2 separate regions of the Homo sapiens genome follow, and region 2 is linked to region 1. Evidence: chromatin loops called from intact Hi-C (ENCODE). Cell type or tissue: A673. All regions are shown on one strand. Links, peaks and the distances in the headings refer to the core of each region. The heading gives the core; the rest is flanking DNA.

Region 1 (6,020 bases), core at 1,647-4,146:
TATGAGATCTTGAGATGTGCCAAAATATAAAATAGAACATGAGATCTTTTTGGAAACAAATGCCTATAATGGAGTGGGAGGCATTTATGTGAAGCCTTTTATGTGTAATAGTAGCCAAGATAGAGCTAAAAACAAATGTGTACAGTACTTTCTCCACTCAAAGACAATGGTGTTAGATACAAGACCAGATATCCCCATCCCGCTGTGTTTTGTTGGTCAAAACAGAGTGAGTGGGGAATTTGATTCAAACTCATCACCACTGTTGTTTAAACAGAGAAGACCAAGTGCCATTGATGGTTTGAGCTAGTTTAAATGGTTAGAAAAGGCAGAAGATGTAAATTAAAGTTTTGTTCTGGTCTTTCAAAACCTTCTGTAAACTGAAACCCTACTGAGCCATCCCACCCTTCTTACTATCCACCCTAATACTATCTTAGGCATATACATCCTCTATCTTCTACTGTGATATCTTTACATTGTATTGCTCTTCTGTTGCTGTATGTCAAATATCTGGAAATGTACACACTTTTTTTTTTTGAGACAGGGTCTTGATCTGTCAATTAGGCTGGAGTGCAGTGGCAAGATTACAGCTCACTGCAGCCTTGACCTCCCGAACTCACGTGATCTTCCTGCCCTAGCTGCCTGAGTAGCTACTCAGGCCTGGGACTACAGGCATGTGGCACCACGCCTGGCTAATTTTTGTATTTTTTGTAAAGATGGGGTTTTGCAATGTTGCCCAGGCTGGTCTCAAACTCCTGGACTCAAGCAATTCATCCGCTTCAGCCTCCCAAAGTGTTGGGATTACAGGTGTGGGCCACCATGCCCTGCCAGGCTATGTCTTTTATGGAAACCCAACTGAAGAAAGGATTGCATTCAAGCTCCCTTAGGTAGTCGGAAAAGTCCGTTTACTGGGAAAAGTCCACTCTAGGAGCTTAGTGTGGTCCCCCGCCAACAGTCAGCAAGAAAGCACAAGACTGAGGTCTCTGTTTTCTTGCTGACTGTTGGCCGGGGACCACACTCAGTTCCTCCCTAGAGGCTGCCCCCGGGTCCTTGCCCTGTGGACCCCTTCACAGGCAGTTCTAAGCATGGCTGTTTGCTTTTTCAAAGTCAGCAAGAGAAAGACCAGCAAGAGAATCTTAATTAATTTGAATCTCTCCCTCAGGGAAGGCTTGAAACTGTTTTTAAAGACTCACCTGATTAGGTGTGGCCCACTCAAAATCATCTTAAAGTCATGACTCAAAGTCAGTTTGATTAGAGACCTTAATTACATGTTCAGAATCTCTTTACTTGCCCATCAATGGTAGGCTGATGAAAGAAAATGTGGTATATATACACTGTGGAATACTATGCAGCCATAAAAAAGATTGAGATCATGGCTTTTGCAGGAACATGGATGGAACTGGAGGCCATTATCCTTAGCAAATTAACATAGGAACAGAAAGCCAAATACTGCATGTTCTCACTTATATGTAGGAACTAAATGATGAGAACACATGGTTGCATAGTGAGGAACAACACACACACTGGGGCCTACTTGAGGGTGGAGGGTTGGAGGAAGAATGGGATCAGGACAAATAACTAATGGATAGTAGGCTTAGAACCTGGGCGATGAAATAATCTGTAAAACAAACCCCATGACACAAGTTTACCTATATAACAAACCTTCACATATGCCCCTGAACCTAAAATAAAAGTTAAAAAAAAATAACAAACATACTATTACCATATGCCATCCCCGACCAAAAAACCCCAGTAAAATCTCTTTACCTTTGCCATATAATATACCTTAATCAAAGGATTGACTAGACCATTATATTCTTAGCATCCACAGCAGGAAGTAGAAATCATGGGGAGCATCTTAAAAACTCTTCCGACCACTGTCCACCTCTGACCACTAATGGTATACATCCTTTCCAAACACAAAATGCATTCACATCCTTCAATGCTCCCAGGAGTCTCCCCCTACTCTTCTTGAAAGGATGTCACCCTCTATCTCTAAGCTGTTCTTGAGTCCCCAACTTACACTGGCTTCAATTATTTAAAAGTTTATTTTTCACAATAAATTGAGTCACGTATGTTTGTTTTTCTCCCTTGCTACTTTGAGGGTAGAAACATTCCTTGTGTTTCTTTGGCAGATCACAGAAGCTAAAATGTAGCTCAGAAAAATTGTGTACAACTCACAAATACTTGTTCATTGACTGGACAATTTTGCAGGGTGAGACTGCGAAAATTAAGGGCCCCTAAAAATAAAGAGATGGAACAAATATGTAAGAAAGAGCCATGAAAACTGAATTCTCAAGTAATTCACGATGGCTGAAATACTTAGGATATTATATTATCCTAATACAGTCTAAAAAATTCTAATATGTATATTAATGATCTCATTATGATAGTGAGATTAATAGATATATTAATGATATCAAGGTGAGGGAAAATTGTGAGCTATGTGAGATGTTCTTCAAGCATCAGCAACTTCATAGTTGAGGTAATCCAATAGGGAGATACATTTTTAAAAAGTCTCTTGGGGATGGAGCGTTAAAATCTTTGATACAGAGAAAAATTCTGCAAAAGTGTGAATTAGAAACTCTACACTCCTCTCTGTGGCATCGCCAGATTGTTTTAATGCATGTGCATTCTCAAACAGCCAAAAAGCAAACAAATATTTCACAGGGTTGATTAGCGTCTGCCTTCGATAAAAAGAAAAAAAAAATGGGAGCGCTAGAGGGAGCTCTTGCGCTGTGGAAGATAGATACCAAAGCAGTCCTGCATGATTCTTTCCCGCTTGGACAAAAATAAATGAATAAGAATGAAAACAAACCCCGACAGTTAGAAAAGAAGAGCTACTTTTATTCTCAGTGACTTGATGATCACAGCCTACCCTGCTGAGGTTGGGAAAGAAAAAAAAATTGGGAGCGATAGAGGGAGCTCTTGCCCTGTGGAAGATAGATACCAAAGCAGTCCTGCATGGTTCTTTCCCACTTGGACAAAAATAAATAAGAATGAAAACAAACCCCGACAGTTAGAAAAGAAGAGCTACTTTTATTCTCGGTGACTTGATGATCACAGCCTACCCTGCTGAGGTTGGGAAAGGCTCTGTGGGTTTGCTTTGCTGGAGCCATTAGTGTTCAGGGAGCAAGCAGTGCAGGGCTGAGCTGCCCAAGTCAGCAGCCTAATTAATCTCGCAGGCTCAGTGGGAACCTTTGGGTTTATTCATTAGCTGCAAGGGTGAAGCCAGACGCATGTGTTCACGCTGAGGCAAAATGAGGGCAGAGCAAACAGGGGTAAGTGCATGGGTCTGCATGTGTCAGAGAGTGAGATGAGGAAGGAAAAGAACTTGGACATCCATCATCAAAGGCAAAACAAACCTGGCAGACCTGTTTCACCACCTTCCAATCAATACGTCTTATCTATTCAAATTTTCTGCACGCTGCAGCAACATTCGTTTGCTGATAGATTCTAGAATGTGTGCACCCGTGCATCAAAATGAAGGCATGGTCTTCCCCGCACTTTGGGGAAAAGGACATCATTGCCGTCAGACACTTGATACAAAATATTAGTTCTAGCCAAGTGTTCGAAACTCTAGCAAGTGCATATAAATGAACTGTTTTTGTTTGTTCTTTGTGTTTTTATCCTTACATCTGGTGGGACATTTTCTTGAGTAGCTCTTTTTTTTTTTTTTTAAGTTTTATTGAGGTATAATTGATCTGCAAAAGAGGCACATATTTAATGTATACAATTTGATGAGTTTGGACACATGTGTGCACCCATTTTACTGTTGGGACTGCTGTTGTGAAACCTCAGTTCTTGTCTTCTTAGTTTCAAAGAATTTAAACAAGAGACACACAGCAAGGGACATGCAGCATAGAGCAATTTCTTGTAAAGGAAAAAGAATATTTTGAAAGTTTGGTGCAGAATAGACAGTACACCCTGAGAGAGAGAAATTTCAGGGCAGGCTTCTCATAAGGGTGAGACAGTATTGATTATTGCTGGAGAAACTCCCTTTATGGGAGTGTTACATGGTGATTCATAAGGGGATGGGAGAGGTGTTGCTAGTAAGCATGTTCTGGGTGGTCCTCTGGGTGCACATGCCCAGTAGCTGTACATGCTTGTTCATGGACTGCAGGTCTCATTAGCATCTTATATCTCTACCGAGGGGTATTTTTTAACTATTAAAATGAGCAAAGGGTCAGTTTGAGGACAGGTAAAATAAAAATGCACGTGGTCTCTAGAAGGGAAAGTCCCTACTGAAGATAGCTTAGCTTGAATGAGCTCAATGACAATGCAAATGCTGAGGTTTATTGTGTTGATTGTATGGTCACCAGAGTTGCTGTGTCCCGAGGACACGGTCACTTTCTTTAATACTATCGTCACTATCAAGATAAGAAACATACCCATTACCTCCAAAAGCTTTTTCTGTCCCTTTTTCTTTTTCGGATTTTTCTTGAGTGTGTGTGTGTATATGTGAGGACTAAACTCTGATTTCTTATCTTGCCCAAATTCCTATCTCAAGAGTCTGGGGAGCCATGCCCTACAAACCATAAATTCTCATCAGATGGTTTCATTTAACCCTATATATTGTGACTTACCTTCCAATATGACTCTGGCATAATGTTACATGACAAAGAAGAAAATAAAAATATTTTACCCCAAAACATGTTTCTTTGCCATATTTTGAAATGGCTTTGCAAAGCCATCCTTTGCGGGGGAAAATGTGCATCTGTAAAGAATCTCTATTCACATAGCTAGATCTTTTTCTTCCAGGCCCTCCTAATGCTGAAGAGATTAACTGAGAGTCTAGCACGTTTTAAAGGGTCTGAATAGGAAATATTTGTCATCTATTATCTCTAAGGGCAGCCACTATGAGACTTCAAAAGAACCTTGGTCTTCACAGTCTTTTATCTTAACCTGAACATTTCCTTTCTATTGATCCCAGGTCTTTAGATGAACTCAACCAATTGTCAACCAGAAAATGTTTAAATTTACCTATAGCCTGGAAGCCCCCTACTTTGAATTGTCCTGCCTTTCTGGACCAAACCAATGTATTTCTCAAATGTATCTGATTGATGTCTCATGCCTCCCTAAAATGTATAAAACCAAGCTGCGCCCCAGCCGCCTTGGGCACATGTTCTCAGGACCTCCTGAGGGCTGTGTCATGGGCCATGGTCACTTGTATTTGGCTCAGAATAAATATTTTCAAATACTTTACAGAGTTTGACTCTTTTTGTTGACAACGTGTGTGATAAGAACACACAACATGAGATTTATCCCCCTCTTAACAAGTTTTTAAGTGTAAAAATACTGCATGATTCCATTTGTTTTGTTATGATATATGTTGGTTTTTGTTCATTGGTCCTGGCCCATAACTCCCATAGCCCTGGTTACAGTCTTTTTTCATAATATTGGGTGTTTTCAGGCCTCAGGGGCACGTCTTTCACCTTCTCCTGCATTCCTTTCATTCTAATGTTCCCCTGCCTTTCTGAGTGTGGGTTTCAAGACCCTCCTGATACAGACAGGAAACAGGGAAATATCGGGTAGAAGAGGGCGGTTCCCCTGCAAATGCGTCACCCTCAAGCCTGGAAACCTGTGACCCTAACTGGGAACAGGCATTCCCGTTTTTGCACCCAAAAGTTGCCTTTTGGCCCACCACACCCATCTATCCTGTACCCATATAAATCCCAAACCCCCGGTTCCAGAAGGAGATGAGAGACGAACAGAAGAGCAGAGGAGTGGCAGAACGGTATGGCAGAGAGAAGAAAAGAGGCATCTGAACGCTGAGAGGAGTTCAGCTGGGGATGGTCGGAGAGGAGATAGGCCATGGGCAGCCAAACTCCAGGGGAAGACCATCTTCCCACTCCATCCCCCCTTCCAGCTCCCCATCCATCTTGCTGAGAACCACCTCCACCACTCAATACAACCCCCACACTCATCTTTTAAGTCCTTGTGTGACCTAATTGTTCCGGGATGCTGGACAAGAGCTCGGGATAAGGAGGAGACCACCCCTCATATTGTCTTATGCCCAATTT
Region 2 (6,020 bases), core at 1,739-4,238, 300 kb after region 1:
TTTATTTATTATATGTCTATAATAATAATTTATTATAAATATGACATTTATTATATTTGTCTTTAAATAAATTATTAATATATAATAATAAACTATCATATAAAGATATACATTTATAATACATTACATAATAAATCAGTTCATTGCATCAATGCTTGCTTTCTCATAATAATAATTTACTTAGTATTATCTGTCTATAATAGCTTATTAATGTAATAAATTATTATAATCAATATTATATTTACTATATTTGTCTTAAAATAAATTATTATTTAATAATAAATTATTATTTAATAATAGATTATTATATAATAAATTAGTTCATTCCATCAGTGCCTGCTGTCTTATAATATTTATTATTAGGCCTATAATAATATATTAATTTGATAAATTATTATACGTATTATAAATGTATTATATTTATGTTAAGTTCTGGTTATGCAATAATAAATTGTTATATAATAAATTAGATAGTTCATTGTATCAGTGCCTGTTAATAATGGACACTTCTATTAATGGGGTGTCTTATAATAATAATTATTATTGTTTATTTATTATAATATATTTATGACAATAATTTATTATAAGATACCCAGTCTGTCCCACACTTCTGGACAGTAGACATCTGAAACCAGCATGTTAACCAGGCATATCCTCTCTGTCCAAAACTTTGCAGAGAATCCTTTCTTGCCTCTTCTGAGCAGATGTTGGTGGTCATTAGTCTTTGACATTGCTTGGCTTGTGGCTGCCTCAGTCCCATCTCTGCCTCCATCTTTATATGGTCTTCCCCTGTGTCTCTTCTTATAAGGACATCAGGAATAGTGAATTAGGGGCCCACCTGACTCCAGTATGACCAAATCTTAACTAATTACATCTGCAAAGACCCTATTTCCAAAGGAGGTCACTTTCTGAGGTTCTGGGGGATAGGACTTCAACATATCATTTTTGGGAAAATAATTTGACACATAACATTCTCTATATAAAACAATCTGACACAATCTTTATTAACTTTGAAGGTGTGAACTCCAATATGACTATTCTGGCATTCCCAAATACTGAAGCCCATATTTACTACTCTGTTCTCAGAAAAGCCCATATAACTTAATATCCAGTTAATTTCTAATCTTCTCCTGTTTGTTTGTTCTTTGATATCAAATTCAGATTTCTTTTTTGAGACGGAGTTTCACTCTTGTTGCCCTGGCTGGAGTGCAATGGCTTCATCTCGGCTCACCACAACCTCCGCCTCCCAGGTCCAAGCAATTCTCCTGCCTCAGCCTCCCAAGTAGCTAGGATTACAGGCATGTGCCACCACGCCTGGCTAATTTTGTATTTTTAGTAGAGACGGGGTTTCTCCATGTTGGTCAGGCTGGTCTCGAACTCCCGACCTCAGGTGATCTGCCCACCTCGGCCTCCCAAAGTACTGGGATTACAGGCATGAGCCACCGCACCCAGCCCAGATTTCTTTTTTGTTAACTTTTATTTTAGATTCACGGGTACTTATGCAGGTTTGTTGCATATTTCTTAAAAGAAAGAAATATTTTATAAGGGTTCCGTACTTCCCTAAATTCTACAAAATTCTTAGTCTTTAACCATATTTTAACAACCACTCATATAAGCCACTCTTCTCTCTGTTGCAGGAAATGCAGTAAAATACCCTTGGCTTAGTGATTCATTGCTCCCTGGAAAGTTTGCGTATTTGCTTTCTCTTTTCATTCACATGCGGTTTTATTTATAAAGGACCACAGCCATGTTTTTGAAGTGCAGTGAAAACTCTGCTATGGCCTGAACTTTTCTTTTCCCCCAAGATGCATATGTGATACCTAATCCCCGATGTATTAGTATTAGGAGGTGGGGCCTTTGGGAGGTGATTGGGTCATGAGGGTGGAGCCCTCATGAATGAGATTAGTTCCTGTGAGTGGAAACCGCCCCCGCCCCACCACACAAACACAAATTGTTTTTCCTCTGCTCTCACACCACAACAATCAACACAGAAGATGTCAGTGACCAAATGTGTGGGGGCTTCTCCCCACACACCAAGCAAGCAAGCAAGCCATTGTGCAGCACACACCAGCTGGCTGTCTTCCAATTCAGTTCTGACACTCTCTACATGGAGACAGCATCAGATCCCACAGACTGAGGGCTCAGTCCCACAAGACTGCTCCCTCTTCCCACGAGTTGCAAGTCTGGGCCTTCAGAACTTCTGATTGGCCAGCTTCAAGTTGGATTCTCATGACTCCCTATGTAGATTGGTTTGATTTGCTGGAGTATCTCATAGACCTCTAAAACACAAGTATACCAGTTTATTATCAAGGATATTACCAGGGACACAGGTGAAGAGATGCATAGAGGAAGATATGGGGGAAGGGGCACGGAGCTTCCATGCTCTCCTGGGTTGCACCACCCTCCTGGAAACTCCATGTGTTCAGCTATCCAGAAGCTCTCCAAACTCAGTCCTTTTGGGTTTTTATGGGGACTTCATTAGTTAGGCATGATTGACTACCATGTAGAAATGTGATTGGACAAAAGGGTTGTGATTTAACACTAATAGACTGAGTAGGGGAACCCAGCGACGTCTGTCTGTTCAAATTCTTCTTGCTGTGTCTCTACAGCATTCCCTCCTCTTGGGTATGGGGCAGGACCCCTTCTGAAATGAGGGTCTTATGCCCCACAATCACAAATCCGAGGAAAGGCCTGGTGCTGTGGCTCATGCCCTTAATCCCAGCATTTTGGGAGACCGAGGTGAGCAGATCACTTCAGCCTGGAGTTTGAGATCAGCCTGAGCAAGATGGCAAAACCCTGTCTCTACAAAAATTACAAAAATTAGCTGCGAATGGTGGTGTATGCCTGTAGCCCCAACTACTTGGGAGGCTGAGGTGGGAGGATTGCTTGAGCCCAGGAGGTGGAGGCTGCAGTGAGCCATGATTGCGCCAATGTACTCCAGCCTGGGCTACAGAGTGAGACTGTGTCTCAAAAGGAAAAAAAAAAAAAAAAGAAAAGTAAAGAAAAGAAACCCAAGGAGAAAATAGTTTCCTGCCTTGGGTTGGGGAAAGTAAGGCAGGAGAAAGTCAGGGAGAGAGATTCTGTCCTCCGAGACTTAAAGCGCCCCAACATTATAACATAGGCTATGGGAGCTGAGTCAAGAACCATCAACAAAAACTTATCATATACATGATAGCACAGTGCCCCTTGAGGAGGAAAAGAGAACACAGTTCTTTTTTTTTCAGCATGTGCGGACACAGCCGGAAAACGTCATCTAAATCAAGAAGCAAATCCTCCCCAGACGCTGAATCTGCCACGGCTTGATCTTGAACTCCAGCTTCCAGAACTGCAAGCAATAAATGTCTGTTGTTTAGAAGCAATTCAATCTGTGCTATTTTGTGATAGCAGCTTGAATGGACTAAGACATTCTTGGTGGGAAAATTCTCAAATGGGGAAGATGCTAATATCTCTTCCTGCTTCTGTTCTGTTCTATGAGTGATGAGTCCAGGCTCAACCTGGCTTCTTCAGCAGGAGTGCCGCCTAGACATTGGGTTGCCTTTAGTTGCTTCCTCAAAGCATCTGGTCATAGATCTGTGTAAAGAATCCTGGTCTTGAATCTGTGCATGATGCAATCAGCATGAGAGTGAATACATTGCCCCTCTGCAGAACTGCAGAATGTCTGAAGCTGACTCTTACCCTTAATTGTACTCTGACAAGTATTTATTGTGCAGCTGACAAATACCTAATGCTGTGATAACTACAATGAAACACACCTACATTTATGTTCTGAACTGTGCTATCAAGGAGTTTACATCTTGGGAGAGAGGAATGGAGAAGAAACAGCATTGTGTTCCAATAGAAGTCAGAAAGTTTCACATCCAGACGCTGTTATTACCTGGGGAGGGATCGCGGGCAGGTTCTTTAACCCAGAATACTCTTCTATGTATATTATGATTCTGAGGGCTTTCCTAAGCAAAACATTCTATGAATTTACAATGAAACCCATGAATAGTGAGGCCGGGATGTATAAATTGGTTTTCCGTGGAGTATAATCAAGTGTAAAAATATGTCTGCAACAGACAATAGGGATCCCTGCCTGTGCTTGAAGTACCCCCTGCTGATTGGAGGTGGCCACATGCTGCCTGTGTTGCAATCTGCATTTTCAGGAGAGAATACATCTGCTTTGATATGATGGGTTAGTTAGAACAAAACTGACGATCCTTCTGCCTACGGTTCTGTATATCATCCTGGATTTTTGAGCCCAGTCTGTAAAGGAAGTTTGCTACTGATCTCGTCTGAGCCAAGATGGGGGTAGATTTTCCCAGTAGCTCAGTTATGAATTCCTTCTATGTATTTCAGGACATGTCTGTCCTGTGTCAACATAATAAGGCCTTAATTCAAAATAGCTGCTTATCAAAAGATGAACCACAGAGGTGGGCACATTACCCTTCATCCCATATTTCAGAGTGTATTTGTAGACTGCGGGTGAAAATTGGCTTCCAGCATGTGAGTTTATTATTTAGTTCTTGGGCTCTGGTGAATTTAAACTTGGCGGGAACACCACCAGTGGTGAAAGGAGGAACAATGACAGCCTTCAAGCAGCAATTCTTGTCTTCCTTTGATCTTGTCTGCTTCATACCTGCATATTTATTCCAGTTTGGTGATTCAAGAAATATGAGTATCTATATTCCAGAAATAGATTTCTTTATAAACTCTGTTGTGTGGGACCCGTAGCCAAGTCGTGGGAATTTGAACTGGGGCAGTCCGCAAAAAAACACAATGATGTTGGAAAGTAAAAGTGAGGAAATTTCTTTACATGAAATGTGAAGACCATGAAAGGTGTTACAAATATGGATTTGATGAGCCTCAAACCTACAAATATAAGAAGAATGATCAAGGATGATACAGGAAAAATACAAAGTGGTAGCTGTATGCAATCCAAAACAATCAAAATAATATGAAGGAAAGTAGAATTAAGCATTAGGAATATAAAATAGAGGGTGGATATCAACATGAGATGGCTATAAACCTATCATTAATTAATTATGGAGAAAATGAAGTTGTTCCTTTGATATCTTATATGCAAAGCTAGTGAAATGCTACCCGGGAACATTTAAATCAGGTTTTCTCAACCTTGGCACTATTGAATTTTGGGTGGCATACTGCATCGCTGTAGGGGCTGTCCTGTGAAGTGTGTTTTTCAGCATCTCTGGCACTTATCCACTAGATGCCAGTAGCAGCCTCCAAGTTGTAACAACCAAAAGTGTCTCTACACACTGCCCTGTTTCCCTGTGGTGTAATCTCCAATACGAATGAGAATCACTGCTTTAGCTGTTTTCTGAGGTTCAGCATGTTTGAATATATGGAAAGAAAGTGAATTCGTGCCCCCAGTGATGAAGTGACCAGGGAGACCATGGGGCAGGAAGTAATTCATCAACTAATTTTTCAGTATAGGCAAAATGGGTCGATTTGGGGAAAAGGGATGCCTGCTTAAAAAACATGCATCCACAATAAAGAGAAAAATATGGTCTGTAACTTTTAAGAGATTGATTTATACTCCACTTGGGTAGATGGTAGATATATATCAGAACACTGTACGGTTAAACCTCTCTTATTCATTTTGGATTTAAAAGCACATGATTTGTAAACAGACTTCTAGAATTTAATCTGATTTCTATCCACTTCTACCTACAAATCTGAGGAGTGAGAAGACTTTTTCTGGAGATGATGTTTATCAGACCATGATAAGGAGAGCAAATAGCTGTGATTAACCAAGGGCCAACAGTTAGCTCTGGGAAGAATGGTCTTGGACGTAACTATTCCAACCACAAATAATACTTGCTTCATTGTCATAATATTGGGATATTAATTTTCTCTTCTTTGAGCACGCTTTTTTTTTTTTTTTAGGCAGGCATCCCTTTTCCCCAAATTGATTCATTTTCTCTACACTGAAACATTCGTTGATGAATTACTTCCTGCCCCCGTGGTCTCACAATTCAAATTTCTGCGCTTTGGCCTATGATGAGAAGTAAGAGTTTTCA

What was found. A loop is a pair of places that touch in the nucleus more often than their neighbours do. Peaks named below come from ENCODE experiments on the same cell type or tissue, not always from the same donor. Only the 100,000 strongest peaks of a DNase experiment are listed, where the experiment ranks them.
Region 2: it touches region 1 in a loop (6-fold over the local background); 5 of 110 quality-filtered maps call a loop at or near these places.

What each region holds. Positions count from the first base shown.
Region 1 is chrX:3,959,895-3,965,914 of GRCh38, forward strand. No RefSeq gene overlaps it. Among named protein-coding and RNA genes, the nearest start is that of FAM239C, 25 kb to the left of the region's middle. In A673, for the core only: CTCF peaks have their summits at 2,779 and 2,991; a DNase peak (open chromatin) is centred at 2,827; H3K4me3 peaks cover 602 bases.
Region 2 is chrX:4,260,000-4,266,019 of GRCh38, forward strand. No RefSeq gene overlaps it. Among named protein-coding and RNA genes, the nearest start is that of FAM239C, 330 kb to the left of the region's middle. In A673, for the core only: CTCF peaks have their summits at 3,180 and 3,382; a DNase peak (open chromatin) is centred at 3,222; H3K4me3 peaks cover 923 bases; H3K27ac peaks cover 721 bases.